Linked DNA regions of Homo sapiens: region 2 is linked to region 1. The links are chromatin loops, found by intact Hi-C in ENCODE. Cell type or tissue: endothelial cell of umbilical vein. All regions are shown on one strand. Each heading gives the region's core, and the rest is flanking DNA. Links, peaks and the distances in the headings are about the cores only. Region 1 overlaps GNPAT (glyceronephosphate O-acyltransferase). Region 2 has its middle 13 kb from the start of EXOC8.

The links. A loop is a pair of places that touch in the nucleus more often than their neighbours do. Peaks named below come from ENCODE experiments on the same cell type or tissue, not always from the same donor. Only the 100,000 strongest peaks of a DNase experiment are listed, where the experiment ranks them.
Region 2: a loop joins it to region 1, with 2.5 times the contacts of the local background. A loop is called at or near these places in 9 of 110 quality-filtered maps.

Annotation. Positions count from the first base shown.
Region 1 is chr1:231,271,124-231,274,045 of GRCh38, reverse strand. GNPAT (glyceronephosphate O-acyltransferase) reads right to left here. Exons shown (of 16, transcript NM_014236.4): 11 at 1,655-1,734; 12 at 1-124. Among named protein-coding and RNA genes, the nearest start is that of GNPAT, 31 kb to the right of the region's middle. In endothelial cell of umbilical vein, for the core only: no CTCF peak of the experiment used is centred there; DNase peaks (open chromatin) are centred at 955 and 1,665; H3K27ac peaks cover 1,925 bases.
Region 2 is chr1:231,323,313-231,326,234 of GRCh38, reverse strand. No RefSeq gene overlaps it. Among named protein-coding and RNA genes, the nearest start is that of EXOC8, 13 kb to the left of the region's middle. In endothelial cell of umbilical vein, for the core only: no CTCF peak of the experiment used is centred there; no DNase peak of the experiment used is centred there.

The sequences.
Region 1 (2,922 bases), core at 1-2,500:
AAGGTTTAAAGAGTCCTACTAAAAATTCTAACACAGTATTTCCTTTCTCTGTAACTAGGATGTCTTTCGTAGTCACTTGTATGGCTTCACTTTTACAAAGCAGGTAACAGCCTTCTTCAAAGTCCTAGAAGGGAAGAGGAAGCCATAATGTTCATCTAGGTTAATGGGTATAGTGCCCATCTGAATACATGTACCCCCTCATCTAGGTTAATGGATACACTGCCTATCTGAATATATGCAGCCACATGCCCTCAGACAACAGAATACCAGCTATTTCCCCAACCTCCAGAACAATTCTGGTTGTGAGATAGTAGCCAGAGAAGCATCTGCTCTACATTCAAAATGTTTTCAAACACAACATTTCTGAGCCTTACAAATCACAACCTGGGTGATGGATTTTCTTTTACTTTGCAGAACCACTCCTTAATTTAAATAGGAAATACATACAGCAAGTCCTAAAAATACTTAGAATTATGCTATGGTTAAAAAATTTCTGGCTGGGCGCGGTGGCTCACGCCTGTAATCCCAGCACTTTGAGAGGCTGAGGCGGGCGGATCATGAAGTCAGGAGATCGAGACCATCCTGGCTAACACAGTGAAACCCCGTCTCTACTAAAAATATAAAAAATTAGCCGGGCGTAGTGGTGGGCGCCTGTAGTCCCTGCTACTTGGGAGGCTGAGGCAGGAGAATGGAGTGAACCCGGGAGGCAGAGCTTGCAGTGAGCTGAGATTGCGCCACTGCACTCTAGCCTGAGCGACAGAGCCAGACTCCACCTCAAAAAAAAAAAAAAAAAAAAAGTTTCCAACACTCCTGTTCCACTCCCTACAGAATCAAACCTCTTATCCTTAAAGCACACAAACACCTAACATGCCTCTCATCTACTGTCACTTCCCACTTCAACCCAGCAGCAGTCCAGCTCTGCGAGCCTGATGACCCCTCAGCTGTCTAGACCAGGCAGGACCAGCACTCACTACTCTCAAAGTAAAAGGCACTTGCCTGGGTGACTCATTCTAACAACTTGCTAACAGGAAAATGTGTGCTGATTTTGTTGTGTTTGGTTTCTTTTTTTTTGAGATGGAGTCTTCCTCTTGTCACCAGGCTGGAGTGCAGTGGCACAATCTTGGCTCACAGCAACCTCCACCTCCCGGGTTCAAGTGATTCTCCTGCCTCAGCCTCAGCCTCCTGAGTAGCTGGGACTACAGGCATGCGCCACCACGCCCAGCTAATTTTTGTATTTTTAGTACAGACGGGGTTTCACCATGTTGGCCAGGATGGTCTCGATCTCTTGACCTCGTGATCCGCCTGCCTCGGCCTCCCAAAGTGCTGGGATTACAGGCATGAGCCACTGCGCCCGGCTGTGTGCTGATTTTTAAACGTTTACTAAAATAAAGTTAGTTTAGTTGTAATGGCCACACTGATAGTTCAAAGAATGACTCTCCTCTCACCATATAATCCCTAAGTTATTAATTAAACTTGATCAAGAATCAAACTAGAGTCTGCTGAACTGTGAGCGCCCCAGTTTCTCTTGAAGTCTGCCCCACTTTGCCTTGAAGAAAGGGATGGCACACTGCCTGAGACACATCTGTGAATTCACCCCTAACATTTCTAGAACTCACACTGCAAACATACTTGCTCTTTGTTGTAAGCACTTTACCTTTAGTGTGTTTCCTGGAAGGAAGATGAACTCATCTGCAAAAACATCACGTAGGAAGCGAAAGCAACTGTAGACATCCTCTGGAAATAAATGCATCATGTAAAATTACAACATTGCCCTTTAAACTTTAAGGGAGTACCAGGAAGTCCTTACTATCACAAAATGTATTTCAAAGGCATATTTTATTCATGTAACAGGGACAAGAATTAAGTCCCCTGAGGGAAGCTAAATTAAACCCAAATCTTACCCACAGAGCAAACTACGGTCTAGCATAGTTTGTTTTTTGTTTTTTGAGATGGAGTCTCGCTCTGTCACCCAGGCTGGAGTGCAATGGTGCAATCTTGGCTCACTGCAACCTCCGCCTCCTGGGGTCAAGCGATTCTCCAGCCTCAGCCTCCCAAGTAGCTGGGATTACAGGCACTCGCCGCCATGCCCAGCTAATTTTTGTATTTTAATAGAGACAGGGTTTCACCATGTTGGTCAGGCTGGACTCGAACTCCTGACATCGTGATCCTCCTACCACGGCCTACCAAAGTGCTGGGATTACAGGCGTGAGCCACTGCGCCCGGCCCTAGCATAGTTTTTAAATGATTGACTCTAACCTACAACCAGGCTTCTACTCAGCGAGACATCACAGTCCTTAGAGGCCAGGACGCTTCATTTTTCCCTACCCCATGGCTCCCTAGTAGGGAAGGAAAGGTACTGATTTCTTAATTTCCCTCTATATTCATATTTCCTGGTATCTTTATTATATCTGTAGCACTTTTCCTTAGAATCACTGTGGAGCTTTGAAAAGCCAAAACCAAAACCAAAACCAAACACCAATGGCTGGCCCATACCCCAGGTCAACTGAAGAAACTTTGGGGTGGGGCTCACTCCCCTAGTAATTCTAACATAGGGCCTTGACAGAACCCCCTGGCCTTGACTACAGGCTCCTGTGAACATGACGTGTACTGTACTCATTTTTATACTCCTGATACAATTAGAACAAGACCATGCATCTCGGGAGTACTCATCGACTGCTGACTGCTCATCTGCCCACCTGCCTTTGCTGGATCAGGGAGCTGGCACAGCCAAAACAGTGCCGCAGACCAGGAAGTGGAGAACTGTACTCAAATGCCAGATCCTTCTCTCAGTAATTATGCAACTTTCTAGGCCTCATTTTCCATATTTATAGAAGGAAAGGTTTAGATTATTTCCAGGTCCTCCCAATTCCAAAATTCGAAGCAGATGAACAAGTATTTGGGGAACAAAGCTAACTTTTTCTC
Region 2 (2,922 bases), core at 244-2,743, 52 kb before region 1:
TGCAAATACATTTGTGTACTTCATACATGAAATGTGTTCATTAAACAAATGTGTATGATTTATGAAGATGTTTTATTGCAACATTTTTTCTTTTTAATTAAATAGTTTTAATTGGGAAGCCTCCTGAGCCAAAGTAGGCTCACAGACTTTGTGCAGCATTTTTTGTCACAGCAAAAGATTGGAAATTACCCAAAGGTGTATCCATAGGAGATTTATTTAATAAACTTTGGTGCATGCATACAATGTAATACTATGCAGCTTAAAAATGAATGTGCCCTGTATGTACTGATGTGGCAAGATCTCTAAAATATGTTGTTAAATGGCAAGCAAGGTGCACAACAATAGTATAGTATGTTACTTTAGGAGTAGAAAAGGAGAAAATAAGATTGTAAGTAATATTTGTTTATACTTACATACAAATTCTGAACAGGTATCAGCAGGTAGAACTGAGTAGATGGGGAGAGGGATGGAAAAATGTGAATTTTCATTTAGAAAATGCTTGAATATATCACCCTTTAAAAACATGAAATAATAAATACACGTGGTGTCTTAAAAATAAGACTTACTCTTTCCATTTTGTAATGTGTCTTTCTGCCACTTTTTTTCTATATGTATGTGTTAATTTGGAGAATACATATTTTTAAAGATTTTTTATTTGGAAAAATTTCAACATATAAAAAGGAACATAATGATATAATAAATCCCTATATACCCATTACCGAGCTTCAACAATTCTCAGTATTTTGTCATTATTATTTCAACTATACCTAACAACTCTCCACCCCATCCCCACTGGGGTTATTTTTTGCAATTTTTTTGGAACATAAACTTTACACACATTGAAATGAACACATCTTAGCTCTCCAATTTTGAAAAAGGGATCTACTCCATGTAACAACACCCAGTCACTATATAGGACATTTTCATCTCTCCAAATAGTGATGGTGTTACTGTTCTGTATATGTCTGTTCTAGTTATTATATAAAACTTTTTCCCCTGGCTTCTCTTTTGGAAAAAAGAAATCATGTTTTCATTCATAATTGTGAGTTGTAACACTTAGGCAGAGACCCTGAGCTATATCAAAGGAAATGTTAGTCACATTTCTGCAATTCTAGAGTTCCAGCCCTTGCTATGTGGTGTTAAGCTGGGAAAGGTGCTATGGGAATTTGGGTGTGGTGGAGGCTCTGTTCTTTCTTCAGAAGCTCCTAACTTGTGTCACAAGATGAAACCTCTAAGATTGCACTGTCAACATGGAAGCCACGTGCAATTTTAAAAATTTTAAGTTAATTATCAATTAAATGGAAAGTTTAAATGCAGCTCCTCAGTTACACTAGTCCCATTTCAAGTGCCCAGTAGCCACCTGTGGCTAGTGACTACCATACTGCACAGCACAGATTTAGAACATTGCCATCGCCAAAAAACATTTCACTGGATGGCTTACCTAGGTTGCGAAGGAAGATGGGACCTCAAAGAGGCGGAAAGTGAAGTTTGCAAGGTGCAGAACTGTAATCATGAAAAATGTTGAATGTTTTACCTTTGCCTCAAGAGTACTGTTCCACCGCTGTCATTTTCTCTCCTTTTAAAAGAATCATTTCTCACTTCATGGTTTATTTTCTTTTTACCTACAGTTTCATTCACTTTTTTATTGTTCCAGTGTTTCATTCTCTTATTCTCTTCTTTCTCTTGCTGTTTCTTTTTTCATTTAATATGATTTATTGATTAGCAAGAGAATTTTGCTTCTGGTTATGGTGGCCTAGGCATTTCTGACCAATCCTTCCCTGAGAACAATTAGAACTACTTTACACATTATATATGCAAAGAATATATCTGAAGGCTGCAGTAGAATAAAAAATATATCTGGTCTTTTTTCTTGGTTTCTGGCATAGAACTTCAAAAAACCTTGGCATTTCCTGAATGATGTTTTTGTTATGCTAATAAGGTGACTCCTATTTGGGCCCCTAGATATCTTCAGGATTGGGGCTGGTCACCAGAAAATTGACCATATAATCATGGAAGTGGAATGTTAATTTCCTGCCCCGCTTCCCCCCACCACCACAGAAGAGATGGAGAAACTGTAGGTTGAATTTTATCACTTGCCTAATGATTTAATCAAGCATGCCAATGTAATGAAACCTCAATAAGAACTGTACATCGAGGATTGGGTCGCTTCCTGGTTGGTGAACATATTGATGTACTGGGAGGATGGCACACCTGGACTCCACAGGGACAGTCTCCTGTTTCCCCCACCCCCTCCAGATCTTACCCTATGCATGCTCCACTTGATTGTTCCTGAGTTGTATCTTTTACAATAAAAGCTGTAGCTATAAATATAGCACTTTCCTGTGTTCTTTGAGTCATTCTAGGAAATTATCAAACCTTGGAGAGGGAGAGGGAGTGTCATGGGAAGCCCCAAATTTATACCCTGATGGGCAAAAGTGTACGTGGCTTTGGGACACCCCAGGACTTGTGACCTGCATCTGAAGTGGGGGCAGTCTTATGGGATTGAAACCCTTAACCTGTGGGGTCTTGTTCCCCATGGCAAATCCATATGAGTCTGCAGCAACCTCAATTCTTGCCTCCTCAGACAAAAAGAAGTTGACTGCGGGACATAAGGCAGGAGGAGAGACTGAGGCCAGTTTTAGAGCAGGAGTGAACGTTTATTAAAATGCTTTAGAGCAGGAAGGGAAGTAAAGTATGCTTGGAAAAGGGCCAAAGACACGACTTGAGAGATCAAGAGCACCGTCTGACCTTTTGACTTGGGGTTTTATTCATTGGCATGCTTCCTGGGTCTTGCGTCCCTTCTCCCGATTGTTCCCTTGGAGTGGGCTGCCTGCATGTGCAGTGGCCTCTAGCACTGGGGAGGTGAGCATGCGCAGTGTGTTCACTGGGGCTGTATACATGCTCCCTTGAGGCATTCTTCCC